3 separate regions of the Homo sapiens genome follow, and regions 2 and 3 are each linked to region 1. Evidence: chromatin loops called from intact Hi-C (ENCODE). Cell type or tissue: endothelial cell of umbilical vein. All regions are shown on one strand. Each heading gives the region's core, and the rest is flanking DNA. Links, peaks and the distances in the headings are about the cores only. Region 1 has its middle 65 kb from the start of UBE2E1. Region 2 overlaps UBE2E2 (ubiquitin conjugating enzyme E2 E2). Region 3 overlaps UBE2E1 (ubiquitin conjugating enzyme E2 E1).

The links. Hi-C counts contacts between places; a loop is a spot of excess contacts. Peaks named below come from ENCODE experiments on the same cell type or tissue, not always from the same donor. Only the 100,000 strongest peaks of a DNase experiment are listed, where the experiment ranks them.
Region 2: it touches region 1 in a loop (1.8-fold over the local background); 2 of 110 quality-filtered maps call a loop at or near these places.
Region 3: it touches region 1 in a loop (2.1-fold over the local background); 2 of 110 quality-filtered maps call a loop at or near these places.

What each region holds. Positions count from the first base shown.
Region 1 is chr3:23,736,129-23,746,390 of GRCh38, forward strand. No RefSeq gene overlaps it. Among named protein-coding and RNA genes, the nearest start is that of UBE2E1, 65 kb to the right of the region's middle. In endothelial cell of umbilical vein, for the core only: no CTCF peak of the experiment used is centred there; DNase peaks (open chromatin) are centred at 4,543 and 5,153; H3K27ac peaks cover 1,712 bases.
Region 2 is chr3:23,320,632-23,330,893 of GRCh38, forward strand. The region is part of intron 3 of UBE2E2 (ubiquitin conjugating enzyme E2 E2); the gene reads left to right. Among named protein-coding and RNA genes, the nearest start is that of UBE2E2, 120 kb to the left of the region's middle. In endothelial cell of umbilical vein, for the core only: no CTCF peak of the experiment used is centred there; a DNase peak (open chromatin) is centred at 4,320; H3K27ac peaks cover 1,361 bases.
Region 3 is chr3:23,870,718-23,880,979 of GRCh38, forward strand. The region is part of intron 3 of UBE2E1 (ubiquitin conjugating enzyme E2 E1); the gene reads left to right. It also overlaps the pseudogene ARL4AP4. Among named protein-coding and RNA genes, the nearest start is that of NKIRAS1, 41 kb to the right of the region's middle. In endothelial cell of umbilical vein, for the core only: no CTCF peak of the experiment used is centred there; DNase peaks (open chromatin) are centred at 3,374 and 4,664; H3K27ac peaks cover 436 bases.

The DNA.
Region 1 (10,262 bases), core at 1,010-9,009:
TGGTGTACACTGGCAAAGTGCCCATCCATCAGGCTGAGGCCTGGACCTCGACAGAGGCACAGATGCTGGCTGTTGGAGTAAAAGCATTCGGGAGCCTGTTTAGACTAAAGCGTTAAAGGGATTTGGGGGAAGGTAGATGGAGCCCTGCCAGCTCCTGCTTCAAGCTCACAACAGGAACCACCGTGAAAACTAACCCCATGAAAGGAGACATCAAATTTTACAAATGAAAGAACAAGCTCTGAGAAAAGAGTTAATTGAAAAATATAGAAAATGACTCTAGAATAAGTTTAACCTGTATCTTCATGGACAGAGAAGCAGATATTACATCTGCTGAATCAGAGATCTTGAAAATTAAGTCTTCGATCATAGACATTTTTTTTTTTGAAAATTAAGTCTTTGATCATAGACATTTTTTTAAAAAGTAGATGGACTAAATAGAATAAGAGAACAAATTAGTGAGCTAGAAGATTGAACTAAAGAACTCCCTGGAAAGAGATAAAAAGTATGAAAGAAAAGTTAGGAACATGGAAAATAATTTCATAAATTCCCATATCCGGCTAAGATTTCCAGAATGAGAGAACAAAGAGGATAGATAAGATAAAATACTTTGGGCCGGGCGCAGTGGCTCACGCCTGTAATCCCAGCACTTTGGGAGGCCAAGGCGGGTGGATCACCTGATATCAAGAGTTCAAGACCCGCCTGGCCAACAGGGTGAAATCCTGTCTCTACTAAAAATACAAAAATTAGACAGGCATGGTGGCACAGATGTGTAATTCCAGCTACTCGGAGGCTGAGGCATGAGAATCGCTTGAACCCAGGAGGCGGAAGTTGCAGTGAACCGAGATTGCACCACTGCACTCCAGCCTGGGTGACAGAGCCAGACCCTATCTCAAAAAGAAAAAAAAAAAAAAGAGAGAGAGAGAGAGAGAAAGTACTTTATTTATTTATTTATTTTGAGATGAAGTCTCGCTCTTGTCCCCCAGGCTGCAATGCAGTGGCACGATCTCGGCTCACTGCAACATCTACCTCCCAGGTTCAAGCGATCCTCCTGCCTCAGCCCCCCGAGTAGCTGGGATTACAGGTGCATACAACCACTCCCAGCTAATTTTTTGTGTTTTAAATAGAGATGGGATTTCACCATGTTGGCCACGTTGGTCTCGAATTCCTGACCTCAGGTGGTCTGCCCGCTTCAGCCTCCCAAAGTGCTGGAATTACAAGCGTGAGCCACCACGCCGGGAAGAGAGAAAGTACTTTAAAAGATAACAGAAGAAAAATGTCCCAAGTTAGTGAAATATATGAGCCAATTAAAGTCTCCAACAAGACCAAGCAGGACAGATGAAAAATGCTGCATAAATAGTGGTAACATTGTAGTAAAATTTCAGAACACCAAAGACAAAGTCCTAAATATTTCTGTGAGAAAAGCAGATCATGCACAGGCAAAGAGAAACAGAGAGGGAGAATGGCACACTGACCTCACACTTCTCATCAATAGTTGATGGAAGATAGTGAAGCTAGATCTTTAACATTCTGATGGGAAAAGGTTGTCAACATAAACATCAAATGCAAATATTAGTCGCCTGGGAACGAATACAAGCATTTCAGAAAAGCAAGAGTTCAGAAAATATACCATTCACAAACCTTGTTTGAAAGGATTTTGAAAGAATGTATTCTAACAACATGACAAAATTTAAGAAGAGCAACAGCATGGAGAAGCAATAGAAAATGGTAAGAGGAAATAAATTGGTAGACTGTAATGTTAAGAAAAGCAGGCCAGGTGTGGTGGCTCATGCCTGTGATCCCAGCACTTTGGGAGGCCAAGGCAGGAGGATTGCTTGGGGTCAGCAGTTTGAGACCAGCCTGGGTAACATAGCAATACCCCTGTCTGTATAATTAAAAATACATAAATAAATAAAACTGGACATAGTGGTGTATGCCTATAGTCCCAGCTACTCAGGAGGCTGAGGTGGGAGGATCATTTGAGCCCAGGAGCTCGAGGCTGCAGAGAGATATGATCATGCCACTGCACTCCAGCCTAAATATCAGAGCAAGACCCTATCTCTAAAAAAGGAAAACAAGGCCAGGCGCTGTGGCTCACGCCTGTAATCCCAGCACTTTGGGAGGCCGAGGTGGGTGGATCACCTGAGGTCAGGAGTTTGAGACCAGCCTGGCCAACATGGTGAAACCCGGTCGCTACTAAAAATACAAATCCCAGCTACTCGGGAGGCTGAGGCAGGAGAATCACTTGAACCTGGGAGGCAGAGGTTACAGGGAGCCGAGATGGCACCATTGCATTCCAGCCTGGGCGACAGAGCAAGACTCCATCTCAAAAAAAAAAAAAGGGGGAAAACAAATATTAACCGGGATTCCCATTTATTAAACACTGTGTGGGCCGGGCATGGTGACTCACGCCTGTAATCCCAGCACTTTGGGAGGCGGAGGCAGGTGGATCACAAGGTCAGGAGATCAAGACCATCCTGGCCAAAGTGGTGAAACCCCCATCTCTACTAAAATTACAATAATTAGCCAGGCGTGGTGGTGTGCGCCTGTAGTCCCAGCTACTCAGGAGGCTGAGGCAGGAGAATCTCTTGAACCTGGGAGGCAGAGGTTGCAGTGAGCCGAGCACTCCAGCCTAGGCGATAGAGCAAAACTTTGTCTCAAAAAACAAAACAAACAAACAAACAAACAAAAAAAAACCACTGTATGAACACTTATAATGTGTGTGTGTGACAAATAGTAACTTCGTTTATGATGATCTTCAAAGAAAGTGTCAACCAAGCAACATTTTCAAATGGATAACCTCTGTAATTTTTTAATGAACTTCACTGAAAATTGGAAAATGCCCAGAGACAGGTCCACCACAGTCATGATATGTGACTCAATTAGTATGAAACTGTGAAATTAGGGTCTGGGTGGAGCCACACACCTGAGTTATTTGTCATCTGGACTAAAGGTCTTTGTCCATTGGAATGGCATCCCGTGTATGGAATGGCATACACGCCCATTGATGTACATTCTTTCTTCTCAAACCACAGGTTCTCTTATTTTGTGAAATTTTTGGTTGACTCAGAATAAATTTGTATAATTCGCCCTTCTGGTCTTTCTATTAGAGCACTTAAATTATTCCACTGAAACATACCAAAAGCTTTCAGACCTTTAGCATTGACTGGGAAGTGATTGAATAACAAATGAACTCAAGTCATCAGGGAAACTCTTGTTTAAAAATAAAGGACTCAGCTGCTTTTAAACAGTTTTGCTTCAGCCCCCACTTATTTATCACACCTCTTAGAAGTTTAAAACTATTTGCTTTTCTCTGATTGATTTGATCCTTGGATTTAGCTGTCTTCTTCCACGGCAGGCAATGCGTGGAGGGTAACCCTCTTTGTTCAGGAGCCGTGTCCTCTGGTTAAGACAGTGCATTTTTGCTTCCATATCAGGAATTTCAGTGATATCCATTCTCCTCAGGGATTAGAGATTGTTAATTACTTTCTGTTTAAAAAAAAAAAAAAGGGAACCCGCAGCACTGCAGCTTGGCAGGTTCTCTAAAAATAGAGGATTTAGGTTATTTTTAAAAACCCTCATTGAGGGATCATGACCATGAGTCACATTTATCTCCAGAGTTTGCCTGCTGAAGGAAAACCACATGGTTCTGTGGACATTTAAACCCTCCCTGAAACACTGCCACCTCTACAGAACAAACAGTCCCATCTACCCATCCATGAGGAAATGGAGAAGAATTTGTGCCTGTGGAATTTGAGGACCCAATTTAGTTTAAAATAGATATTTCATGTCCAGAGGCTGTGAACTGTTTTCTAAGCACGAGCTCTTACTAATGTTTGTCATGCTGCTGTATGGCTCATTTTACTTATTGTTAGGTTTATTCTTTTCCTTTTTCAGAAATATTCACAATCTAATGAAGAAATATTCATTGAGGAAGAGCTCTATGGCCTGGGAGGTATCAGTCTTCTCCAAGACATCAATTTTACTTGCTTACAGAACATAAAAAAGAAATTTTATGTGATAAATGCATTAATCTACAGCTACTTATGATTAGGCTGTTCTGGCTAAAATGGAATACATTATCTGTAAGACATCTTTCATACTCCCAAGGCACTTTAAAATAATGAAAACATATAAAATAATATCTAAGTAATTAAAGTAATGGCAAATAAAAACTTAGCATTATATGGAATTGCCTATCGGAGTAATATATCTCTTTTTATAAGCCCTTTGTGATATTGCTATTAATTTTTAAGTAACAAAATATTGCTCTTGAACCAAAAATGGGATATTAACTAACATATACACTATTAATTGCTTTACAAATGCAAAGTGCTAAATTCCAGCTCATAAAAATAAACCTTTGAGGATATCTAATAAAATCTACACACAGTGCCTGCTTCTGAATCATCTAAGGAGTAGAGGAGACTCCTCATATTGCTTCATAAAAAAAGAGACACTGTGTCCCTTCTGTGAGTGGATTTTTCTGCCTCAGGAAGCCTGGTATTGTCCACCCTCTCTCCCCACCTGGCAGTCATTCTTTCCGTTCACCCCTCCCCTTCCTTGATGACTCAGGTATTTATTCACATCCCCCTTTCTGATAATGAGTCCTCTAAGCCACAAAGTAAAACCAGCATCTTTCAAAACATTGTCACTTTTTTTTTCAGTTTAGTTTGTTTTGTTTTGTTTTGGTTTGTTTCAGACAGGGTCTCACTCTGTCACCCAGGCTGTAGTAGTACAGTGGCACAATCATGGCTCACTGCAGCCTCCACCTCCCGGGAGTGATTCTCCTACCTCAGCCTCCCTAATTGCTGGGACCATACCTGACTAATATTTTGTATTATTTTGGTAGAGGTGGGGTTTCACCATGTTGTCCAGGCTGGTCTCAAACTCCTGGACTCAAGCAATTCTCTCACCTCAGCCTTCCACAGTGCTGGTATTACAGGCATGAGCCACTGTGCCCGGCCATCACCTTCTTATAGATGGTATTCTGCCCCAGACCAGCCTGTTTTCTCGGCAACCTCCTACTGTCGTGATGTTTCCAGTCCTGTGTGTCCCACAGAATTGACCTAATGCCAGATTTTTCTTTATTCACCAGAATGTGATTGATTCAGCACGTCCTGGATTACTTAGTCCCAAATGAACTCATTTCCCTGGGGACCACACCCAATGCCCCTGTGTACACACCACTTATGCCAGGAGCCTTGGGTGCGTCATTTAAGGAGGCACTCGCTCTTGGATTCATGTAAGTTTAGGGTTAGCAGTTGCATAATTCAGAAAGCGAGTGCTTCCTTAAATATGGTGCCCTTCTTACCTGAGCCCTAACTTATTCACAGTCCAGCTTTTCCAGCCCTCAACTTGTTTTACTGAAAATATCAAGCAACAGGTAGAGAGAGGAGTTAAAGTGAACAATTACTTAAAAGTGGGTACAAGGGCCCTCTTTCCCACCATACTTTGCAAGGAGCTCTTCTTCTATTTCCTGAAAATAGTATCCTTGGAACTGACAGAATGGACTCCTCAGCATTGGAAATGAATTCATTTTTAGCATATGAACTGTTTCTTGGCAGCATTTCTGTAAACTATTTGGAGGGAAATCGCATGCTAGGTGTGTGTAAAATCATGAAATCATCTAACATTTTTAGGGTTCCCTGTTTTTCCATTTAGAGAGTTTTAATGTATATTCATTATAGTAAAATTCCAAGGCTGGGTGCAGTGGCTCACGCCTGTAATCCTAACACCTTGGGAGACCAAGACGGGAGGATCCTTGAGCCCAGGAGTTCGAGACTAGCCTAGGCTATATAAAGAGACCTTGTCTCTACAAAAAATTTAAAAATTAGTTGAGCATGGTGGTGGGCACCTGTAGTGCCAGCTACTCAGGAGGCTGAGGTGGGAGGACTGCTTGAGCCTGGGAGTTCAAGGCTGCGGTGAGCTATGATCATGTCCCTGCACTCCTGCCTGGGCCACAGAGCGTGATGCTGTCTCAAAAACAAAAACAGAAGATTCTGAGAATTCCTGGAAGAGGAAAAAGCAGTTTGTTTAAATTTGTTGTAACCAGCATTTGAACACAGAACCCCTTGAGGTGGGGGACATCTGTTAATGCCATACAGAAGTGGTATTCTGAGAAACTGCGTTAGGGAAAGCATGGAGTAGACTGAGCATTGGATTTAGGATGGGAGACTTGGATTCTAAGCCTGTTCAGGAATAATAGGACTCAGCACTCTTATTCACTCTGTTACCAGATCTATACATAGAAGGATTTGGATCAGGCTAAGGACCCTTCCAGGTGTCAGATGCGAGTGCTCTGTAACTCACCTCTGTTTTTCTTTCACTGGTGACCATCCTTCCCTGCTGGGTCATAGGAGGAAAAGAAAAACAACAACAACCTTTGTATACAAATATGCCAGCCCAACTTGGTTCTCTTGTATTTGGCTGCAGATCAAGAACAAACTTTCAAGTGGCATTTCGAGAGAATCCAGGAAAGCAGTTTCAATCTGGAAATTTGCTCTCCTTAAATATTTCAAAAACACATTTAGGTAAAATCAAACAGCGGAGTAACTGAGTGCCACCCCCTCTGCTAACCCAGAGGCTGAGAAGTTTCTCAGGGGCCCCCGGCATAGAAATCCAATATCAGAAACACCTACCAATATTGTAACACCCACCAATACTGTAACACCCTAAATCTTTCAGTAATTTTGCCAAGAATTAGGCTTTGGATTCTGCACCAGAGTTTAGTGACTTCAGTTAATTCCAGCTTCAAGCAAATCTTGGATGTTAACCCTGATTGTCAGCCTAATCTTTATTCAAATATATCAATACTTTGAAGGCCAACATAAAGACAAATATTTGCCTCTTGTGCTAAAGTAGCCAACTTTTAAACAATAAACAGACTGAGTGAATCACTAATTACCATTTTTAATCATTTTTGTCCCACGTTTTGAGAGATTTTTGTCTAGCAAACTATATTTACTAAGCAATTAATTTGTTTTCCTTGTAAAAAATTAATCCAAAATGCATACCACTTGGCTGTCTTCCCGGGCAAAAGCAGACGCTTGTTATTTGAGTTATATTTATTCATTCCGTTTTTTAAATTTTTATTTATTTTGTCTTGCTGTAGCTTATATTTAAGTAAATGTACAGAACTTTGAAGATTCCGTTTCATAAAATACCTGATGAATACCACTGGACGCTTGCGCTGCGCTGCTCCGGCTTCTGCTGACAGAGGCTTAAAGAATGGAATTCAGGCACATTTTAATTCATTCACTCACTTGGTTTTCAGTGGACAACTGTGAGACCTTTCCTCGGGAGAGCTCGTGTCCACTGAAATTTCCTATCCTCGGTGTAATAAACCTGTCACCAAGATCCTAAAAAATTGGTAGGGAGCGCTTATTAAATGCAGGCCGGTGGTGCGCCGCCATCCACGGCCCCACCCCCCGCCGCCTCCACATGTCGCTGTCTGCCCCGGGCACCCTGCAGGCTCCGGTGGAAATACCTTTCCACCTGCCTTTGAAGAGTGGCGGTTGGGCTGGCAGTTCCCCAGAGCTAAGAGACCTCCCCTCCCGTTCCCTAAGACAGTAGGGTACAGTTATGAGCCCTCTGGGATTTAGGCTTATTTTGTGTCCAGGGATTTATTGACTCATCTGTCCCCCCAAATCGGTTATTTTGGGGGGTAGATGAGTCAATATCCAAGTGTCAGGGAGATACTAAGGATAGATGCAAAGACAGACACGTGGCGGAATCAAACAGGCCAATTTCACCACTATTGGAGTGGGTTGCTACTATTTCTGAGTTAGCAGCATCCTGCTGCCACCCTGGCTTTTCACTTTTCCCCTCATCCCACTCCTCACCTCCAATGCAGGCTTGTTAGGCTGCTTGGCAGCAGCTCATTGCCCCAGGGGAAGGATGGTGCCTGGGCAGAGCAGAAACTAAGGCATCTTCGAAGCTGAAACCTCTGGAGCTGACAAAATGTTTGCAGAAGCAAGATGTTAGAGGGATTGACGTTTGGGGGCGAGTTTCTCTAGGGCCAGAGAGAGGGGAGGAAGGGGATGGGAGGAAAGAAGCCATGGGCTTTGCTTCCTAGCAGAAACCCGGGTAGGCACAAAGCCCTGAACAGGTTGGTGAAATTTAGGGGCTGAGGGCACTGTTGTCCTGCTTCCCCTGGAGCCCCACATAGGCAGGGAAACCCCACAGAGGAAACAGATCTATGGTGCATCCAGGCAGAACAGTCTTAGTTTCTCCAAGATTTCCACCCCATGGGAAGGCACAGAAACAGCAGAATGGGGCCTCCACTCCAACACAGGACCCAGTGCGCAATTTGGTGTCTCTGATGACCTCAGTAGAGTTATGACCAAGGACTCCCTGAGCCCCCCCCATACCTTGACAAATACATAAGCCCCCTGAGGAAAAGGAGAAATGACTTAGATTGAGATTCCACCACTCTAGGAAGACTGGAAATCTAAAACAGAAATTGGTGAGTTGTTTTAAAATTTTTGTTTTGAAAATTAAGTTGTGTTTATTTTCCATCAAAGTTATGGTATGAGATTTCTATCCACCACCTGCGGATAAGGGGAACCCAAGGTGACCTTGCCTTAGAGCACAGGCTGGAACTTCCAGAGTTCCCTTCCCCCATCATCCCAAATAGATGAAACCCTTGCCCTCTTAGAAGTCAAGTGCATCCGTCCCTAAATGCCGAGAGGTCACCTCTCAGCAGTCACTGTCAATCTAAACCTGGGGCTTAGGGTAAAGGCAGGGTGGTCCGATGCCAAGGACTTAATCCCAAAGACCAACCATACATGACCTTGAGAAAGACCAGAAAAGGATGACTAACTCTCCAGCTTGGACCAGTGTTTGGATGCAAGTGTATACAGGAAGCCGAGAGAAAATGAATGGGAAAATCTTCTGCCTCTTCCCCTTTAACTCAGGTTCCTAATCCTTTATTTTCTTCAAGTTTCTAGTGGCAACAAATTGGGGGGATGAGAGAAGAAAGGTTTAGTTTGCCCCATCTTTAACCACATTATTCCTCTTTATTCTACAAAAGTAATAAAAATCATGCACCCACACCCATACCTTAACAAAGTATCAGAGTTACACAGAGTAAGCTTATCTTTTTACAAGAATGGGAAACTGAGCGGGGCCCGGTGGCTCACGCCTGTAATCCTAGCACTTTGGGAGGCCGAGGCAGGTGGATTGCCTGAGCTCAGGAGTTCGAGACCAGCCTGGGCAACAGGGTGAAACCCCATCTCTACTAAAATTTAAAAAAAAAATAATTAGCTGGACATGGCGGCGTGTGCCTGTAGTCCCAGCTACTGGAGAGGCTGAGGCAGGAGAATTGATTGAACCCGGGAGGCAGAGGTTACAGTGAGCTGAGATCGCACCACTGCACTCCAGCCTGGGCAGCAGAATGAGACTCCATCTCCAAAAAAAAAAAAAAAAAGAGGAAACTGAATCCCACAGTTAATAATATAGTTTAACTAAAATCCAGTACTCAACTGATATGTTTGGGTAGACTGCTTTTCTTTGAAGAGGAAAGAATGCTTTAAAACCCAAAGGTCTTAACTTTCAGATTTTGCCTAGGTCATTCTCCATTGGCTATACAGCTGCTAGCCTCCCACCTCTGTCCATGATACCCCTCGGTTGTTCAAAGACTCAGGTCAAGACATGAAAAAAAATGTGGTATGGATCTGGTGCAACTCTGACATAAATTGTTGTCAAATTGACCCATCTTCCGGTAGTGGAGGTGATTGGAAATTGGAAGTTCCCAGCATTGATTCTTGTTCATTTCCACTCTGACACTAGCCTTTTCCCATTTTCTTTTTTTTTTTTTTTTTTTTTGAGACAGGATCTTACTCTGTCCCCCAAACTGGAGTGCAGTGGCATGATCACAGCTCACTGCAGCCTCGACCAGGGCTCACGTGATCCTCCCACCCCAGCTTCCTGAGTAGCTGGGATCACAGGTGCGCGCCACCATGCCGGCTATTTAAAAAAAAATTTTTTTTGGACAGACAGAGTCCCACCTTGTTGCCCAGGCTGGTCTCAAATTCCTGAACTCAAAAGATCCTCCTCCTGCCTCGGGCTCCCAAAGTGTTGGCATTACAGGCGTGAGCCACCTGCCCAGCACCAGCCTTTTCTTATCTTAACCAAGCCTCGCTTCCCTCAAGTCATTTAAAATAGGGGAACTTTATTCATAAGACTCCAACGCTCAATAGCCCACCCAGCTAATAATAATAATAATGATAATAAAAAGTCTATGTGGAAACCTGTGATAATCC
Region 2 (10,262 bases), core at 756-8,755, 420 kb before region 1:
TTACGTATTTGGCCTGGGTTCAGCCAAGGGCTTGTAGCACAGAACATCCCTCTGATTGTTCCTCGGAAGCTGCGACCTTGGATTTGTGTATAGTCTGGACTACTAGGGATTATTGTGGCTTTAGCTGGACTCTTTGATTAATCCACCCCGGCATCCCCCATCTCCTGTTAAGCTTTTGACTAGTCTGTGTCTATTGGTATCATACTCAGCTGTTTGTCTCCACTAATTCCTAACAGTATTAGTTTCCTAGGGCTGCTGTAACAAATTACCATAATCTGGGTGGCTTAAAACAACAGAAGTTAGTGCCTCACAGTTCTGAGAACTGGAAGTCTAAAATCAAGTGTCTGCAGGGCCATTCTCCTTCAGAAACCTTTAGGGAAGAATCTTACCTAACTGGTCTGGTGTTTGCCAGCAGCCGTTGGCCATTCCTTGGCTTGTATCTGCATCACTGCAATCTCTGCCTTTGTATTTACACAGCATTTTTTCTCATGTGTCTGTGTCTTTACATGGTGTTCGCCCCTATATGTGTATGCCCAAATTTTCCTCCTCTTACAAGGATATCAGTCATACTGGTTTAGGGTCGACTCTGATTAACTTACAGATTTGGGAAGGGGATTAGGACTTCAACTTTTTTGGGAGGGGCTGGCACAATTCAGTCCATAAAGAGCTTGTTCTTTACCAGCTGTGCCACTTGGATCTACCCTGCAGAGCAGGACCTGTGTGTATACTTGTTTGTGAAGACGATAGAAACTGATGTTGCCATCCAACTCCCGGCATCTAGTAGGGAGAGTCAGAGTGGCAAAACAGGCATTGCCTGGCTGCCGCTACTACCTACTTGGTACAGGTCTTCTGTAGCATGGAGCTTTGGGAAGCAGTATCTGCTGATGTTCACCAGCTGCTAAATCTCCTAGGAATAGCTCTTCTACTCCTGGGACCTACAGGAGATGAGAGCTGCTACTCAACTGACCCCACTAGAATAGCTCTTCCATAACACAGAGTTGTGGGGGAATGGGGGTAGTCTCTTATCTCGAATGCCATGGCTTCCCACTATTATGACTGAATTTCGATAGATTTTGTTGAATGAATGTTTTACAATTTGTTGTAAGCCCTCTGATCAATCTCCAGAGACTGAATCATTGTCTTTGCTAATTTTTGCTGGTTTAATAAGTGTTGGAGAGAAGAGATTTATCCAAGCTCTTTATACTCCCATTCTAGAAGTCTAGCCCCTTGAACCGTTTTTAAAAGCACCACCTTCCAGTGTAGAGATTGGGATGACATATAATTCATCAGGTAATTTATGCCGTAAGAGAATGATTCACATTAGTGTCAATGTTATTTTTCAACATACTCAACTGCTGTAAAGTTTTATAATCCTTTGTCATAAAAATAGAAATTATTTTAAAGTTTAATAGCCTGCTTTTTGTACCATAAACAAAACATAGAAGAAAAACTTAAGTGGTTAGAGAAGAATGCTAATAACCTTTCATTCAATGAGTGAAATTATTCTTGAAATATTTAGTAAGTTATATAACCAAAGTCTTCCTTTAGCTGGAAGCTGGAATTTTTCATAGTGAACTTAATAGTGCATCTCTTTCATGAGTATTTATTTGATGTAAATGTCACCATCTGGGCTGCAAATTTTCTCTTATTCAGTTAGTTGAAAGGGTCGGTAGGATACCTTTAAAACTTTAAAAAACTTTAAATACATTTAGTGCCTGCACTTAATAATTTGTATCTAAGCTGAGTTCAAGATGTCTAAAACTGGAAGCTATGAGAAATTTCTGTTTTTCCTCCCAGTCTAACATACTGTTTTTTGGACAGAATCCCCATGTGACTTGATTAATGATAAGGAATAATCACAAAGTATTTTAAAAATTATTTTCTGTAAAGCTTCATAGTCTATATCTTAAGATGGTAACTATCTCTGTGTATATGTTCATTTATTTTAATAATGCTTTTATTATTTTAGAGATGGTTTGAACCTTATATTTTGTTTAGTCCACCCTCATCATTTTGATGAAGTAATTAAGTCCAGAGAGCATGTAACTTCGTAAGCTTTACAGTCTAAGGTTACATATATAACTCTAAAGGAAAGAACAAAAACCATAATACTTCCAAAAATCCCTGAAGCAGTGCGTAGTATTTTTTCAGAAAGCTTTCATAAATACAGTGTATTTTCTCTATAATTTAATATTATCATTATTTTGTCTAGCATTAATTTGGTATCTATAATAAATAATTGATTTTAGCCTTAACTTAGCTGTAGAGTCCTAAGGATTATATATTTATATATTTTTTCTATTAGACAGGCATTTTCTTGTCTCCTTTCACAACATACGTGGTTCAGTAAAACATAAAATCACTTGTCAATAGTTAGTATTAATATAAATATATAATATCGTGTCTATACATTTCACTTAATTTTTGAATCCATGAATTAGGAATTATCTAGATTTATTAGGCTTAAACAAATAATTATTTGCTTTGTTTTGTGCTGTACTGTTGATAAAGAAGCTGTCTATATGTTATTATATTTGATCCTCACAACCACCTTATGAAGGTAGGTTGGACAGCTTTTATTATTTCTGTTTTATTGATGAAGAATCAGGTTTGGTGTTTAAGTAAATTGCCTACATTTTATAACTTTAATAATTTGCTCCTATAGTTACCCATTTATTTTTATGTTACTGGTTAGTCATGGTAGTACTTACTGTCTTGTTTCTTCTAGGGAATACAAAAGTCTTGATTTTTATTCTAGACGATTTAAGAAGACCAATTTGGGTCATTTGGCATGACCCCAGGGCTAGCTCAGGTGTAAGTAATACGGGGTGAGCATCCCAAATTCGAAAATTCAAAACACTTTGTAATTCACAACTTTTTCAGCACCAACATAACACTGAAAGGAAATGCTCATTCAATTCTCAATTGGATTTTTGGATTTTGGATGCCCACTAGGTAGGTATAATGCACATATTTCAAAATCTGAAAAAATAAAATATCCAAAACACTTCTGGGGTTAAGCATTTCAGATAAGGGCTATTCAACTTGTGTAAGTTAAACTTCTCTGAATGCCAGGATTCCTTTTTTTCCCTTTTAGCAAACTCCTGTCCTTATTTTAGTTTTAGTTCAATGTCACCTTCTCTGTGAAGGCTGCCGTTTTTCACAGGATGCAGAAATCTCTTATTCCCCTGTGCTTTCTCATAGCACTTTTGTACTTGCCTCACTTGGTACAAGTATTATTTGTTCATGCCATGATTGATTATTGAGCTCCTTGAAGACAAAAGTTGTGATATACCTCTTCACTTCTCCATGGCCTTGAATTAACCATAATGGAGCTCAGTAAATGTTTTTAAAGTAAATGAATGAACAAATGGTACATGCTTGATGTGTGTCTGTAAACTGTATAAGCCAAACATTGTGTACTCCCTGTTTCTGGAATAACTGTGCAATGCTAAACATTTCTTTGACTACTTACTATATGATGTCTGCTGGTTTTTGCTGCATAAATATTCTGATATCTTCAGTTGGTGCTTAGCCAGTTTATTCCTGTTCCACTGCATCACTTATGATTATTTGGGACCTGGATGAAGCAGTTTCATTGTAATGTTGTATTAGTTGAATCTGTGATTTTATAAAATACGAATTAAATTTCTTATAAAATGAAGTTTGTCACTCATATTTGTCTAAATTTGTTTAAAAATAAAAATCCTAGCTAAACTCTTGCCTATCCCAGAAATGAATTTAAGGACCGTATTCCTTATGAATTATGAAGGGAATTTAAAAGGGAAGCATCCAGGAAGGTGTAATTAGTGTCTGGTAAACTGGCTCTTGTGTTTTCTCTGCCTTTCCTCTCTTTCTTTTACCAGCTACCTGTAGACCATTTCCCTGTTTATTAGCTGCAGTACCAGAAGGTGGAATAGGAAATGAAGTTTACATCCTTCAGTTTTGTTATTTGTTAGCTGATTTCTTAAATTTTAGGTGTGAAGAACTATAAAAAAGTTAGGTTGTTTGTGCTGCATCCTTATTATTTTTTGTATCCTGTTATCACAGGCATTGATGACTTATGTATAATTGAGTAAAGCTGCAGGAAAGAAAAGCACTTAGGAAATGCCTCTTCAGATTTTCAAGATCTTTTCACACCTCTCTTGGAGAAAAGAATTTAAAAAAAAAAAACCTAAATGGATTCTAATTATTTTCTTTATCTGTGGTATTTTGTTTTGTTAAATAGTGTGTTATATAATGAATAGTGGAATTGGGTTCAGTTGTGAATTACAGGAAGTGACACATATGATAAAGATTGTGGTTTTATGTCTGTTCAACAAACCACAGTGGAACTGAAATGAAACTATAAATATTTTAACTACACCAATTGCTTTCTGCCGCCAAGCAGGACTAGTCCTAATGAAAACTAGATAAGCTGATACAAAGTTGTTGAGAAGCAGTACAGAATATAGGTCCTTATGTACCATCAGGAAACTTTAGCAGTTTTGAATCTTCTAGGCACACATTACTTTTGATCAGTAAGAAACAATTATTAGGTTATTTTACTCTTTTAAGAATTGAAGTAGCCACAATAAAGCTATTGTGTGTTTTTTTTTCCTTTGGGACAAGGATTTAGATTTAATAATAAAATGTGTTTTGTATAGTAAATATTCATGAAACAATTGAAAAGCAAATAAAAACATTCAATTTGTGTACTCTTTTCACAATTTACATACTAATCTGAGGCTGGGCTGGAGGAGAAATATATTCCCACATTATTCACTTACCAGGAGTATACCATACTTTCAGAAGCTTTTTCTTGACTAGTGATGACTCTTAAGATTTTACTGTTAGGATTTGAACACTTGTAGGTCCTTTAGTATACAGAAAACATTAGATATATTTAATGGGATAGCATAAGTAATTTCCATTCTCATTCTTTTCTTGAGTTTTAAAGTCTAAACCCATAGACTTACACACTTAGTCTTTGTCCACTAGTCAGAATGTTTACACTTTGCTAAGTAGTTATGAACGTCCTCTCCGGTGTATTTGTTTCATTTTTCACCATGTGAGGCTTGACTGCTTAGTTTGTGTGAGAGAATGTGCTACTGTGAGAAATATAATAGTGAATATCTAACCCCTCCGTATCACTGACCTTCGGTCTAGTAGAGGAGAGACCATTATAAAAATAACTAGGGAGCCCTTATATCCTAACTTCTCTTATCCTGGCAAAATTATCAATATCACCCTTTTTCACTTTCCAGTGTTGTGGTTTGGGTGATGAGTGATATAGTCACACTGTGAGTAATGAGGGGAAAGAACAAATATTTTTAACCTGATACTTTTTCTGAATTCATGTTTAGGTGGTAGAGGATACCATTTGATTCTTGGAGACTCCCAAATATAATTTTCTGTCTCATTTTGACTTCTTGTAGATACATGCTTTGTAATCTTTTATTTTTATTTATTTATTTTTGAGGTGGAGTCTTGCTTTCTCGCCCAGGCTGGAGTGCAGTGGCGCGATCTTGGCTCACTGCAACCTCCACCCCTGGGGTTCAAGTGATTCTCTTGCCTCAGCCTCCCGAGTAGCTGGGATTACAGGCGCCTGCCACCAAGCCTGGCTAATTTTGTATTTTTAGTGGAAACGGTGTTTCACCATTTTGGCCAGGCTGTTCTCGAGCTACTGACTTCAGGTGATCTGCCTGCCTTGGCCTCCCAAAGTGCTGGGATTATAGGCTTGAGCCACCGTGCCTGGCCATCTGTAATCTTTTAAAAAGGAAGAGAAGGGTACCAATTATCTGGCTTTTCAAGATTTTTCAAAACATTTTTTGAAAAATTTCTGAGTTTTTGGAATTAACCCTTTGAGCAGCTGCTGAGATTTTTATGTTCTTAAATTGGTTAGATTAAAAGAAACATTTAAGATGTGTCTGTCCCTTGCCTTTTTCTAAATAATTTATGATTAATGTCACATATCCTATACAAAAAAAAGTATGAGGTTGTATGTAGTTTTGACTTGAGATTTTCCAGAAGTCTTTTAATGGCACATAAAGGTTTTTTGTTTGTTTGTTTTTGTTTTATACTTTAAGTTCTTGGGTACATGTGCACAACGTGCAGGTTTGTTATATATGTGTACATGTCCCATGTTGGTGCGCTGCACCCATTAACTCGTCATTTACATTAGGTATATCTCCTAATGCTGTCCCTCCCCACTCCCCCCACCCCACCACAGGCCCTGGTGTGGGATGTTCCCCACCCTGTGTCCAAGTGTTCTTATTGTTCAATTCCTACCTATGAGTGAGAACATGCGATGTTTGGTTTTCTGTCCTTGCGATAGTTTGCTGAGAATGATGGTTTCCAGCTTCATCCATGTCCCTGCAAAGGACATGAACTCATCCTTTTTTATGGCTGCATGGTATTCCGTGGTGTTTATGTGCCACATTTTCTTAATCCAGTCTGTCATTGTTGGACATTTGGGTTGGTTCCAAGTCTTTGCTATTGTGAATAGTGCTGCAATAAACATACATGTGCATATGTCTTTATAGCAGCATGATTTATAATCCTTTGGATATATACCCAGTAATGGAATGGCTGGGTCAAATAGTACTTCTAGTTCTAGGTCCTTGAGGAATCACCACACTGTCTTCCACAATGGTTGAACTAGTTTACAGTCCCACCAACAGTGTAAAAGTGTTCCTATTTCTCCACATCCTCTCCAGCACCTGTTGTTTCCTGACTTTTTAATGATCGCCATTCTAACTGGTGTGAGATGATATCTCATTGTGGTTTTGATTTGCATTTCTCTGATGGTAATGGCACATAAAGTTTAATCTGCAATACGGAATCTGATATACCACCCCTTTCCTCTCACCATCATCTACTCTATTTTACTAACATGAAACTCCTTAAGCAGCCTTTTAACTAGGACAAATACTTGTATCAACCAATACAGAAAGATTATTTATTGTTCTTATAGGCAGGTTTGTTTGTGGCTGCAGTTAGTATTAGACTGTCACTTGGGATGTTATTCTGGAATTGCTTTTTCTAATTCTTTCAGTGAAGGTATGTGACTCGTTCTCTTTTTTCCTTTTGCAAAGCAAAGGCTCGACAAAATTTTATAGACTGGTGAAACATTTTGCAGGTCTGAAAAAAGTGTTGTAAACCTGCTCATGAGGTTCAGACAAAACTTCTGTGCATAAATTAGGAGTTGGTGTTGTCTAGGAGTTTGTGAAGATTAAGTTTTTCAGGGTTCTGATTTCATGAAATGTCATTCTAGATTTCTGTCAATCTCAATTATAGGATGATAGAAGTATGCTGATTTCTCGCTTAATAATTATGTAGTATTTGCAATAAGTATACAATAAGAACTTATGTACTTATTGTACATATTATATGCAGTATACAATAAGTATACTTATGTTGTCTTATTACCATAAACAGAGCAGTGGTCATGATATATAAATACTGAGGAAATCAAATGTTTTCTTTTTTTGTGATCTAATATGAAAATCAATGCAACATTTCTGGATAATTTGCGACAATAAAAAAGAAAAGAAATATGAGGCATGCAGTAATCTTGACAAGCAAATTTCCTAATTTGCAAAATAAAAAATTACATTAGATAATCTCTAAAAAGAACCTTCTATCTCTGTGTCATCTTTGAATCTATAAAATACAGTTGGTCCCTGACTTACAATGGTTAGATTTAAATTTTTTTGACTTTATGATGGTGCAAAAGTGATAAACATTCAGTAGAAAATGTACTTCAGTGTGGTATTCAGTGAGTTACAGGAAATGTTCAACATTTTATTTAAAATAAGCTTTGTGTTAGATTGTGCCATATTTTGCCCAACTGTAGGCTAATGTAAGTATTCAAGCATGTTTAAGATAGGCTAGGGTAAAGCTATGATGTTTTAGTAGGTTAGGTATATAAATGCATTTTTGACTTTGGATATTTTCAGTTTATGATGGCTTTATTGGGATGTAACACCATTGTAAGTTTAGTCACATCTGTAGATTCATTTAGCTAAAATGCCGTAATCTCTCTCTCTCTTTTTTTTTTTTTGTTTTGAGACGGAGTCTCGCTCTGTCGCCCACGCTAAGTGCAGTGGCGCGATCTTGACTCATTGCAACCTCTGCCTCCTAGATTCAAGCGATTCTCCTGCCTCAGCCTCCTGAGTAGCTGGGATTACAGGTGCCCGCCACCATGCCCGGCTGATTTTTATATTTTTTGTAGAGACGGGGTTTCACCATGTTGGCCAAGCTGGTCTCGAACGCCTGACCTCAAATGATCCGCCCACCTCGGTCTCCCAAATTGCTGGGATTACAGGCATGAGCCATCGTGCCCGGCCTAAAATGCCTTAATCTCGATAGGCTTTTTGCACATGCACTATTTAAATTGAGTACAATACTCAATACTTACGCCCTTGCCCCCTTCTCCCTGGATCTTATTTGCTAAAGTAGACATTGATTTCTCTTGAAAATGTAACAAAATTTTTGTTGAACATTTTAGTGTTTAGTGAAAAGATGAGAATTCTCAGACATGAATTTTTTATTTGATAATAGGAAACTGTAGTTATAGGGGAAAGTCAGTATTTTGAAAAGGCAAACCAAATAGGCAAATATTTATGGAGTTTCTAACACAAGCAAGGCTCCCTCTGTCAGAATGGACATCAGGAAATGTCCACTGAGTGAACATTCAATAAATTTTATCAGTTGCTGTGGGGGATAAAATTATATATAATTTTCGCTTTATAGTTTGTTTTGAATGTTCTGGAAACAGTTAAAAGTAAATGAGTGTTTATATTTTGCCGAAGTATCAAGACAGAATAGTAGGCAGACAGTTGGTATTTAGGCAGGCAAAAGGGCAGATTCTCTGCCAAATGGTTGTAAATGAATTGACGCAAGGAATTTAAATATTAAGCTTTGATGAGAGATTGTTAAATTTTCTCAATATTATTGTTTCCATTGGTATGCAAGCTAATTAGATACAACAACTAATTGGAGCCGGTGGCTCAGACTGGCTTGCCACCATTGGCACACACACTGGATGGCGGCACAGTTGTTCTGATTGTTGGCTAGGAAGTCTTCCATCAAGGCTTAGCTGTAGTCTTATCTGCAAATTCCTCCTGGTCTTCTCTGGAGAACGTTGCCGTACATGGGTCTTTGGAAACAAGGAATTTCCCAGGAAATCCCCACCATCTTTACTGTCTGTGATATTAATACAATTTGTACTCTTCCCTTTTAAAATATTTTAGTGATCTTAAAACTTGACCACTCTGGAAGAATGGAGAAGTTCTGTATTTGGCAAGAATAAAAAGTATTACAAAGCATCCTGCTTCTGCATTAAGTGGTAGTTTACAACAAAGCTGCTGATCTTAATTGTGCATTTAAAAAAACAGGAATCTTGTTAAAAATTTTTATTTCTGTGATGCTACCCCATACATTTTAGTACAGTAGGCATGGGATAAAAGAAACACTCGAGAAGCTAGCCTTTCCTCAGCTTTCCTAGAATGGAGACTGCCTCCTAAAATATTCAGAAGTCAGAAATTATTTTAAAACTAAAGTGTTAATGAGCAAATTTAAATAAAGTTGGTCTGTAAATATGTACTTCAGAGCTGAACTTAGTACCCTCTTTTCACAGCTCTAAATGTAATACTTTCAATTACATGAACTCATTAGTCTCTATTAGCATACTTCCAGGCTTTAGAAATAAAGACTTTGAAAGAGCTCTTCTCTTATTTTATTGTATGGAAGTAAACATTGAAAAATAAAGAATCCTTACAAAAGTAAACTTAGTCTACGTTGCTGGCAGAATACATTTATTCTATAGGAGGTAGGTGACAGCTGTTTTTAAAACTTTGACACATAAGTACAAGAAAGATTAGAATCCTGTGGTCCACATTATATATTGAATAGTACACGAATTACAAGGAGGAATGATTTGGGTGTCCCCTAATTGAGTCACTTGAATTTGGATAAGGCAGAGTGCTTTCCCTGGAGGTGTATGGAGAGAATTCACATGACCCCTTCATTGTCCAGCAGCTTTATGCATCAAGATTGGACTAGAAAAAATGTGGGATGAATGAATTTAGGATTCTAAAATGCTCCAGACTTTTCAGTTCTTTTTGTTTGCATAGTTGCATTCTAAGAACAGATCGAATTACTATCCTAGGCTCAGAAAACACATTTGAGGTTAGTTTTGTCCAAAGAGCATATTTAGTCTTCCTTAATAAAAGTATATAAGAAAGGATTTATTGTTATTAAAAAAGATTAGAATGAAA
Region 3 (10,262 bases), core at 1,312-9,311, 130 kb after region 1:
CTCGCAGAGGGGTATTTGGCAGGGTCATAGGACAATAGTGGAGGGAAGGTCAGCAGATAAACAAGTGAACAAAGGTCTCTGGTTTTCCTAGGCAGAGGACCCTGCGGCCTTCCGCAGTGTTTGTGTCCCTGGGTACTTGAGATTAGGGAGTGGTGATGATTCTTAACGAGCATGCTGCCTTCAAGCATCTGTTTAACAAAGCACATCTTGCACCGCCCTTAATCCATTTAACCCTGAGTGGACACAGCACATGTTTCAGAGGGCACAGGGTTGGGGGTAAGGTCACAGATCAACAGGATCCCAAGGCAGAAGAATTTTTCTTAGTACAGAACAAAATGAAAAGTGTCCCATGTCTACCTCTTTCTACACAGACACGGCAACCATCCGATTTCTCAATCTTTTCCCCGCCTTTCCCCTCTTTCTATTCCACAAAACCGCCATTGTCATCATGGCCCGTTCTCAATGAGCTGTTGGGTACACCTCCCAGACGGGGTGGTGGCCGGGCAGAGGGGCTCCTCACTTCCCAGTAGGGGCGGCCGGGCAGAGGCGCCCCTCACCTCCCGGACTGGGCGGCTGGCCGGGCAGAGGAGCTCCTCACTTCTCAGTAGGGGCGGCAGGGCAGAGGCGCCCCTCACCTCCCGGACGGGGCGGCTGGCCGGGCGGGGGGCTGACCCCCCCACACCTCCCTCCCGGACAGGGCGGCTGGCCGGGCAGAGGAGCTCCTCACTTCTCAGTAGGGGCGGCAGGGCAGAGGCGCCCCTCACCTCCCGGACGGGGCGGCTGGCCTGGCGGGGGCTGACCCCCACCTCCCTCTCGGACGGGGTGGCTGCCGGGCGGAGACGCTCCTCACTTCCCAGACGGGGTGGCTGCCGGGCAGAGAGGCTCCTCACTTCTCAGACGGGGCGGTTGCCAGGCGGAGGGTCTCCTCGCTTCTCAGATGGGGCGGCCGGGCAGAGACACTCCTCACCTCCCAGACGGGGTCGCGGCCGGGTAGAGGTGCTCCTCACATCCCAGACGGGGCGGCGGGGCAAAGGCGCTCCCCACATCTCAGATGATGGGCGGCCGGGCAGAGACACTCCTCACTTCCTAGATGGGATGGCGGCCGGGAAGAGGCGCTCCTCACTTCCTAGATGGGATGGCGGCGGGGCAGAGACGCTCCTCACTTTCCAGACTGGGCAGCCAGGCAGAGGGGCTCCTCACGTCCCAGACGATGGGCGGCCAGGCAGAGACGCTCCTCACTTCCCAGACAGGGTGGCGGCTGGGCAGAGGCTGCAATCTCGGCACTTTGGGAGGCCAAGGCAGGCGGGTGGGAGGTGGAGGTTGTAGCCGGCCGAGATCACGCCACTGCGCTCCAGCCTGGGCACCATTGAGCACTGAGTGAACCAGACTCCGTCTGCAATCCCGGCACCTCGGGAGGCCGAGGCTGACAAATCACTCGCTGTTAGGAGCTGGAGACCAGCCCGGCCAACACAGCGAAACCCCGTCTCCACCAAAAAAATACGAAAACCAGTCAGGCGTGGCGGCGCGCGCCTGCAATCACAGGCACTCGGCAGGCTGAGGCAGGAGAATCAGGCAGGGAGGTTGCAGTGAGCCGAGATGGCAGCAGTACAGTCCAGCTTCGGCTCGGCATCAGAGGGAGACCGTGGAAAGAGGGGAGGGGGAGGGGGAGAGGGAGAGGGAGAGGCCTATTTAAAATTCTTAGTTTAACTTTTGTTTTTTAATGTCTGGGAGTAAGAATCAAGCACTTATTTTAATGGTTAACCAATTACACCAAAATACTTTAAAAATAATCTGCCCAGTGGTTCTCAAACTCTTTGGTTTCAGGACCCCATTACACTCTTAAAATTTATTTCAGGCCCCAGCAGCTTTTGATTATATGGTTAACAGTTATGGATTTTTACCATATTCACAATTAAAACAATTATTTAAAACATCTATGATTGATTTTAAAATAACAAAAAACATATTAATATAAATAACATTTTAAATGAAAACTGTTTTTCAAAATTAAACAGCCTAGGCTGGGCGCAGTGGCTCGTGCCTGTAATTCCAGCACTTTGGGAGGCCAAGGCAGGTGGATCATGAGGTCAGGAGATCGAGACCATCCTGGCTAACATGGTGACACCCCGTCTCTACTAAAAATACAAAAATTAGTCGGGCGTGGTGGCGCATGCCTGTAGTCCCAGCTACTCAGGAGGCTGAGGCAGGAGAATTGCTTGAACCTGGGAGGCAGAGGTTGCAGTGAGCCTAGATCACGCCACTGCACTCCAGCCTGGGCAACAGAGCGAGACTCCATCTCAAAAAAAAAAAAATTAACCTAGAAGACTGGTACTATTTCACATATTTGCAGATGACTTTAATGTCTGACTTCTTAGCAGACAGGTAGATTTTCATACCTGCTTCTGCATTCAGGCTGTGGCCCTCTCACACCTGGTGTAGATTCAGGAAAATCTCACAGTACAAATGTGAGAAAATGGGAGTAAAAATGGTAAGTCATGTTTTAGATTTATGAAAATAGTTTTGACTTTATGGGGCTCCCTTGAAAGGGTCTTGGGAGAACTGCCTAGTTTTTCCCTGATGATGTAAATGCTACCTTCAGCTGAAGGCATCTTTATCCTTCAAATTCACATGAGCTCTGTACTGAGGGAAGGTACAGGGAGCCGGACCTAGGATGAGAGACCCCATGGCCCTGGGAGGGTGCAGGTGGAGGTTGAGGTTGAAGCAGCAGCAAAATGTCAGAATTAGGCAGTCGGGCGCGGTGGCTCACGCCTGTAATCCCAGCACTTTGGGGAGGCTGAGGCAGGCAGATCATGAGATCAGGAGTTCGAGACCAGCCTGACCAACATGGTGACACCCCGTCTCTACTAAAAATACAAAAATTAGGCAGGCATGGTGGCGTGTGCCTGTAATCCCAGCTACTCGGGAGGCTGAGGCAGGAGAATCACTTGAACCCGGGAGGCGGAGGTTGCAGTGAGCCAAGATGGCACCACTGCACTCCAGCCTGGGCGACAGAGCGAGACTCCGTCTCAAGAAAAAAAAATAAGAGACCGGCAGGAGAGTTTCAGGCTGATTGACCAGTGCAGGGAGGTGTTCTGATTCCTTCATAAATAGGGTAACCATATAACATGCAAGTTGGAACACTTTTGAAAGCAAAAGTGGGCAACAAAAAACTGAAAATTATTATTACCAGATAAAGGTTTTGCCAAACAATAAAATAATAGATTCATATCACACAGTGAGCAAAAAATCACTGTGCAAGACTGTTCACACAACTCTGCTTTGTAGCAAGTTATTGAAGTCTGTTTCTTGAACTCTGTACTTGTGTCACTTCCCATGCTTCCCACTGACCTAGCAGCCCCCTGACTGCCCCACCTGGAGTTTGAGATTGGCAGCAGTTGCAGTGTGGAAGCTGCATAAGGAGCTGAGTGTAATGGGAGACCTTTAGCTAAAATTAATTTCGTAATCAAAGATGTGTGCCAGAATCTTTTCTTAGAATTGAGTAAAACCTGATAAGCTCCTTTAAGAGAATCTTGGTATCCTTTTAAAACTTTCTTTGTGACACTCTTGCTTTTGGGGATCAGCACTAAATGTGTGGAGGGTAGAGGTGTTAACAATACGTTCTCCCCTCAAAAAGTCTGAACAAGATGCTCTGCTTTTCCCCCAGCTGACTCTCACTTATGCACAATATAGTTAATCATCCCAATAGAAGAGTCAGTTGTGCCCTGTGAACTGAAGAACCAGGACTAATAACCCGTTGGTATTTACTCATTCAAATAGCAGTTTTGTGTATGGTAGCATAAGCATTGCAACTGAAGAATCTGGACTCCACCATAAGGCAGATTCCAGACACCCAAGCTCTGGATTCTTTAGTGGGAATAGAGGAGTCATCACCACACACACACAGCATTGGATTCTGTCCTGACTCGTTTTTTCTAACTTCTTGGGCGAAAGGGCAGATTAGAATTGTTCCAACTCAGGCTTGTATAATTCCTGCAGAAAAGACCTATTGTTGGATCCACCTTTATCCTGACTTACCTACATGTTTAATCTTATAGAGGAAAATGGCTTTCAAGACACAAGGGATACTGATCTTACTTTAATTCTAATCACTGCCGTACCCCCAACCCCTGCTTCTTTCAGGCACTTGGCATTGAACTAGTTTTGTCATTTTACTTGCTTGCCACCTACCCCCACGACTACCCTGACAGGCCAGAAGGGAAAGTGCGGTTCCTTAGCTCACTGTACTAATAACTCCTCATTCAGCCATCCCTAGTTAAGAGTGACCCCCTAATGTCCACATTTTTTAGGTCTGCTCTTCTTTTGTCATCCCTACCAGAGTAACTTAACCCTTTACTTACAAGTTACTTGGAAGTAGTTTTCTTTTAAAAACAGTGTCATCTAATTTTTTTCAATATTGGAATGTAAATTTCCAGATGTGCTGGACTGTCCCTAGAGCAGCAGCATATACAGTAAGACCTACGATTGAATGACTAACTGGGCAAGATTGAGCTTTTGTGATGTTTTAATTATTTTACCTAATATGGAAACACTGTTGTATAATCCCAAACAGTAGTACATATTTGATCATCTAATTAAATATTGGTAACTGTTAGTGTGCCAAGTCCTGTAGTATGTGTGGGAAATTACTACCCCCTAGAGACTTAAATTCGGATGTACAAAAGATTGTATCCAAATGACTATAGCAGTCTGTGTAAATACCCAGACAAATCTATTCTCTTCCTGGTTTGGAACAAATTTTAAAAATGAACTCTATAGCTTCCATAGGCCACAAATCATCCTTGTGCGTCACAAAAAGTTATGTCAAAAATTCCTTCGGAAGTTTATCTACTTTATGCTAGAGGAAGACAGTAGGCACCATTTCCTCAGTGTTGTTGTTACAAGACTTTTGGAGGGCTTTGTTAGAAGGCCATTAAATGGCCACACTGTTGGAGATCTTAAGTGCCTGGGATAGTCTCCTTCCCATAGTTAGGAAGATATATCCCCTATTTAGCCCCACCGTGTTCCAGTATAACTTCCTTGATACAGTGGATACCACTAATGTGAATTTTTTTTGAGACGGAGTCTCGCTCTGTCGCCCAGGCTGGAGTGCAGTGGCGTGATCTCATCTCACTGCAGCCTCCGCCTCCCAGGTTCAAGCGATTCTCCTGCCTCACCCTTCTGAGTAGCTGGGATTACAGGCGCTCGCCACCACGCCCAGCTAATTTTTGTGTTTTTAGTAGAGACGGGGTTTCACTGTGTTGGCCAGGATGGTCTCTATCTCTAGACCTCGTGATCTGCCCGCTTTGGCCTCACAAAGTGCTGGGATTACAGGCGTGAGCCACTGTGCCCAGCCAAATATGTGAATTCTTGTGTGTGGGTACTAGTTTTTCTGGGGAGCCCTTTAGGTTGGCTCTAGGTCTGCAAGTTCTTTCCAAGGGATAGTTAACCTGAATGGTACATTCCTCACAGTACCAGAGCCTCTTCCTTTCCTCTTCCCCTCACCTTAGGTGAGGAAGCCTTCTAACTTAGTTATTAGGACTATGGCAGTGGTCGCCCTGCTTTTTAATAGCACTTACAAAATCGTGTCACTACCCTGTTAGTTTCTTTAGTAAAGTTTTCTCATTTTTCAAGTTCCTTCTGCCACTCGCTTCTAGGTTACAAAAGGTTACTGTTTTATGAAGGGGTGCTGAGGGTAAGAATGTACCAAGTAGATCTCATGGAGAAGGCAGCTTTCACCCAGTATCTCTGGTAGATTGCTACCTTCATAGCTTATCTTCTCTATGAATTTCTTAGCAATAGAAGAGTAAATCAGGAGTGGATTTTTAGTAGTGTGTTTGTCATAGGGAATGTAGATGTAATTGGATTTTTTTTTCATATAAGCATTTTGTAAATTCAGTTTTGGGTTTTTTGTTTTTTGTTTCTTGTTTTTGTTTTTTGTCTTAATAGAGCTAGGCATTACCAGGGTTGATGCATATTTATTACTGCAAAGAGTTGTAGACAAGGGAGGAGGGAGCTAAATAATATTAATGGTAATTTAAATCTAGAAAATCAGAACTGTGGCTCACTACTGTAATGTCAGTGCTTTCAGAGGCCAAGCAGAAGTATCGCTTGAGCCCAGGAGTTCAAGACCAGTCTGGGTAACCTAGCAAGACCCTGTCTCTAAAAAAAATTTAAAAATTAGCCAGGTGTGGTGATGCACGCCTGTAATCCTAGCAACTCAGGAGGCTGAGATGGAAGGATCACTTGAGCCAGCTGTGATTGAGCCACTGCACTCCAGCTTGAGCAACAGAGTGAGACACTGTCTCAAAGAAAGAAACAGTTGGTATTCATTGCTCTTAATAATCCTCTGTAGCTGGCTTCTCAAACTTTAATGTGCATAAGAATCATTTGTTAACATGCACATTGATAGGGTCTGAGGTGGAGTCTGATGTCTGCATTTCTAACAAACTCCCAGGGGATGGATGCCGATGTTGCTTGTCCAGAGGCGGCACTTTGAATATCAGTCTACAGAACATTCAGGGTATATGCAAATTAACTTTTAATAATAACAACAGCAACCATATATATTGATCCTTTTTTGGTGTACCAGGCACAGAAAAATAAAATAAGACTGGGCACTGGAGTCTAACAGCTGGGATTCAGATTGAAGCTCTTCCCTTTACTAGCTTAACCCTGAGCAAATTTTCTCTAAGGCAGGGTTTCTCAGCCTTGGCACTGTTGACATTGTAGGCTGAGATCATTCTTTGTGGGGGCTGTCTGGTGCATTGTAGGATGTTTAGCAACATCCCTGGCCTCTATCCACCAGATGCCATTAGCACCTCCCTCCCGTTTGTGGCATTCAGAATGACTGCAAGCATTGCCAAACGTCAGGGGGTGGGGTAGGAGGCAAAATTACTTCCAGTTGAGAACCACTGCTCTAAGACTACTGTTGAAATATGGGTGTTTGGGGGGGTTTGTGATATGAATGATGTACTTTATGTAAGTGACATAGAAGCTTATCATGAAGCTTCCACAGACAAAAGGAGAATAGGCATGCAGTAGCTAATAAGCAGTCCGTGCCACATCTGGCTTTCTGAGGATGATGATAAAGCTTATTCCAAGTGCCAGTTCTTTATTTTTACGAAACATTAGTCATTGTACTATGAGATAATATCAGGAATTACTTGAGATTTTTAAATAGGTAGAACTGAGTTTCTAATTCAGTTGATCCCAAGCCTCTGCCCTTTTTTGAAATACGCTGGCACTGTTGCTACCCTGCCCCTGCCTCTGCCCCTTCCTTCATTCTTACTTCTGCTGCTGTCCGCATGTCTCTTTTTCCCCCCTACTCTTTAAAGTTTTATTTCACTAACTTGAGGTCAAATGTCACAACTGTGTTCTGGTCAATTTACTATCCTTGCTTGGCTTCCCCAAATGGTAGTACCAGAAGATTTGTGGGGTAGGGAGAAGAGACCACTTTAAGACGCACTACATTTACTCATCTTCCACAAGGCAACAGAGTTGGGCATCTGATTATTCAACAAAACAAAGCTTCAGTAGCACCCAGGAGGGCAGACAGGCAAACCAGGCTGTAGACACACTGCATTTGTCAAAATCAGACCAGAGAAAACCTACTCCCCACAGATTAAAAGGTAGCGATAGTCATCATTTCTTTTTCTGTTGCCACAACGTTTTTCTTCTTTTAATTATTATCATGTAGTTGTCTCAAGTCCTTCCTTTAGTCCAGGGTTCCCCAAAGCCTGGGCCACAGACCCCGTACTGGTCCCTGGCCCATTAGGAACCACGCACATAACAGATGAGCAGTGGGTGGGCAGGCCGGCCAGCTGAGTGAAGCTCCATCTGTATTTACAGCCACTGCCCATGGCTTGCATTACTGCCTGAGCTCCGCCTCCTGTCAGCTCAGATCAGCAATGGCATTAGGTTCTCATAGGCACACGCAAACCCTATTGTGAACTGCTCATGTGAGGGATCTAGGTTGCGTGCTCCTTATGAGAATCTAATGCCTGATGATCTGCTACTGTCACCCATCACCCCCACATGGGACTGTCTAGTTGCAGGAAAACAAGCTCGGGGGCTCCCCACTGATTCTACATTATGGTGAGTTGTATAATTATTTCATTCTATATCACAATGTAATACTAATAGAAATAGAGTGCACAATAAATACAATGCACTTGAATCATCCCAAACCATCCCACCCCCCATCTGTGGAAAAATTGTCTTCCACAAAAGCAGCCCCTGGTGCAGAAAAGGTTGTGGACTGCTGCTTTAGTCCATCTCCTATGATTGCACAGGTAAGCTGCAAATGCCAAGGACTTGATGAGCTCAGTTCACCCCTTGCCAACAATGTATCAGTTCCTGAGAGAATGAGTTCCTGAAGTCTTGCTGTTAGCAACTATAAGTAGAGGGACTGCTTGGTTTTCTATATCCTAGTTATTTTATGAAGTTAAGTTTTAGTTTCTTCCATCCTTCCACATCTAGAGTCCACAACAAATACAATGCCATCTGTGCATCTGGCATATGACTTCCACAGTGGCCTTACTTTGTCCTAAACACCTACATCCCAGAAGTGAAAAGGGACTGTTTTAGAATTTGCCAAGATTACCTTAATTTTCTCCGTGTTAAATCTTTTGGTAGGTACAGTATTTACAAATTCATGAGCTGCAGCCTGTATAAGACAGTTGTCTTGCTAGCACAGTACAAACCCAGGAAAACAGTGTGGAAAGACTGAAATGAAGGCCGACTGGACAGGATAGAAGTGTGGTCTGATAGTCCATTTCCCAATTTCCCACTGCAAATAAATGTCCCAAATTGAAATGCTTTCTTCTTGCTTTAGAACTTCTCTTCGTAGGTGATCCAGCTATAAGACTAACCATCCTTCCCTTCTCTTCACTCAGCGTCTGTCCTAACATCTGGGGAGGTGCTCTGATACCTGTCCGTGGGCACCAGGGAGGCCTGGGCCGCGGCGGAGGACAGGGCACCAGGTGGGTGCTGTGTGCCTGGCTGCTCTAACAGTGCTCGCCCAGCAGTCCGCAAGTCTGTTTCTAGCATGCTTATCTTCCTATCTTCCCAGCCTCTCATCCTTTCACTTTTTTTCTAGGGTATGACAGCAGATAACTAAGCCTTCTAAAATTATGCCTAGAATAATATCTGAACTATGGTTTATGTGTTTGTAGGCAAGGGTCCTGTCTCCCAATAAAAAATGTAAAAATTCATTTGATAGAAAGATACTTTTAAAAAATTGATTCTGGCCAGGCACAGTGGCTCACGCCTGTGAATCTCAGCACTTTGGGAGGCCCAGGTGGGAGGATCACTTGAGCCCAAGAATTTGAGACCAGCCTATGCAACCTGGTGAGAGCCTGTCTCTATGAAAAATGTAAAAATTAGGCTGGGCGCAGTGGCTCACGCCTGTAATCCCAGCACTTTGGGAGGCTGAGGCGGGCGGATCACCTGAGGTCAGGATTTCGAGACCAGCCTGGCCAACATGGTGAAACCCCATCTCTACTAAAAATACAAAAATTAGCTGGGTGTGGTGGCGGATGCCTGTAATCCCAGCTACTCAGGAGGCTGAGGCAGGAGAATTGCTTGAACCTGGGAGGCAGAGGTTGCAGTGAGCCAAGATGGCACCACTGCACTCTAGCCTGGATGACACAAGCGAAGCTCTGTCTTAAAAATAATAATAATGGATAAAATTTTTTAAAAATTAGCTGGGCATGGTGGCATGTGCCTTTAGTCCCAGCTACTAGGGAGGCTGAGGTGGGAGAATCACTTGAGCCCAGGAAGTCAAGGCTACTGTGAGCTGAGATCACATTGTGCTCCAGCCTGGGTGACACAGCAAGACTGTGACTCGAAAAATATCCTAAATTTCACTTTGCTTCAGGATGTTCTTTAAAAGAAATCAATAATGTCATTTGAAAATTGAAATGCAGATTTGGTTTCTGACCATTGAAATGGAAGAGCAGCAGAGTAGTCTGTAATAAGTCTGTACTGAGAATGGGAATGGGGAAAGACTCACAAAAACATGATTTTAAAACAAAAAGAAAACATGAATGTTACTTTGTGGAGTTACCCTGGAAGATTTTAAGTCAGTCCAGGGAACACAACAGATTCTAGTAAGACTGTGCTAATGACAGTCTTTGACAGTTGGTTTGTTAATACCTCAAATGATTTGTAGTACAGTTTATACTGTGCAGATGCTGTTTAAGACTGTATATGTGTAAAGCAAAAGTTACTACCAGTTGATAGTTTTTTACTTTGTATACTTA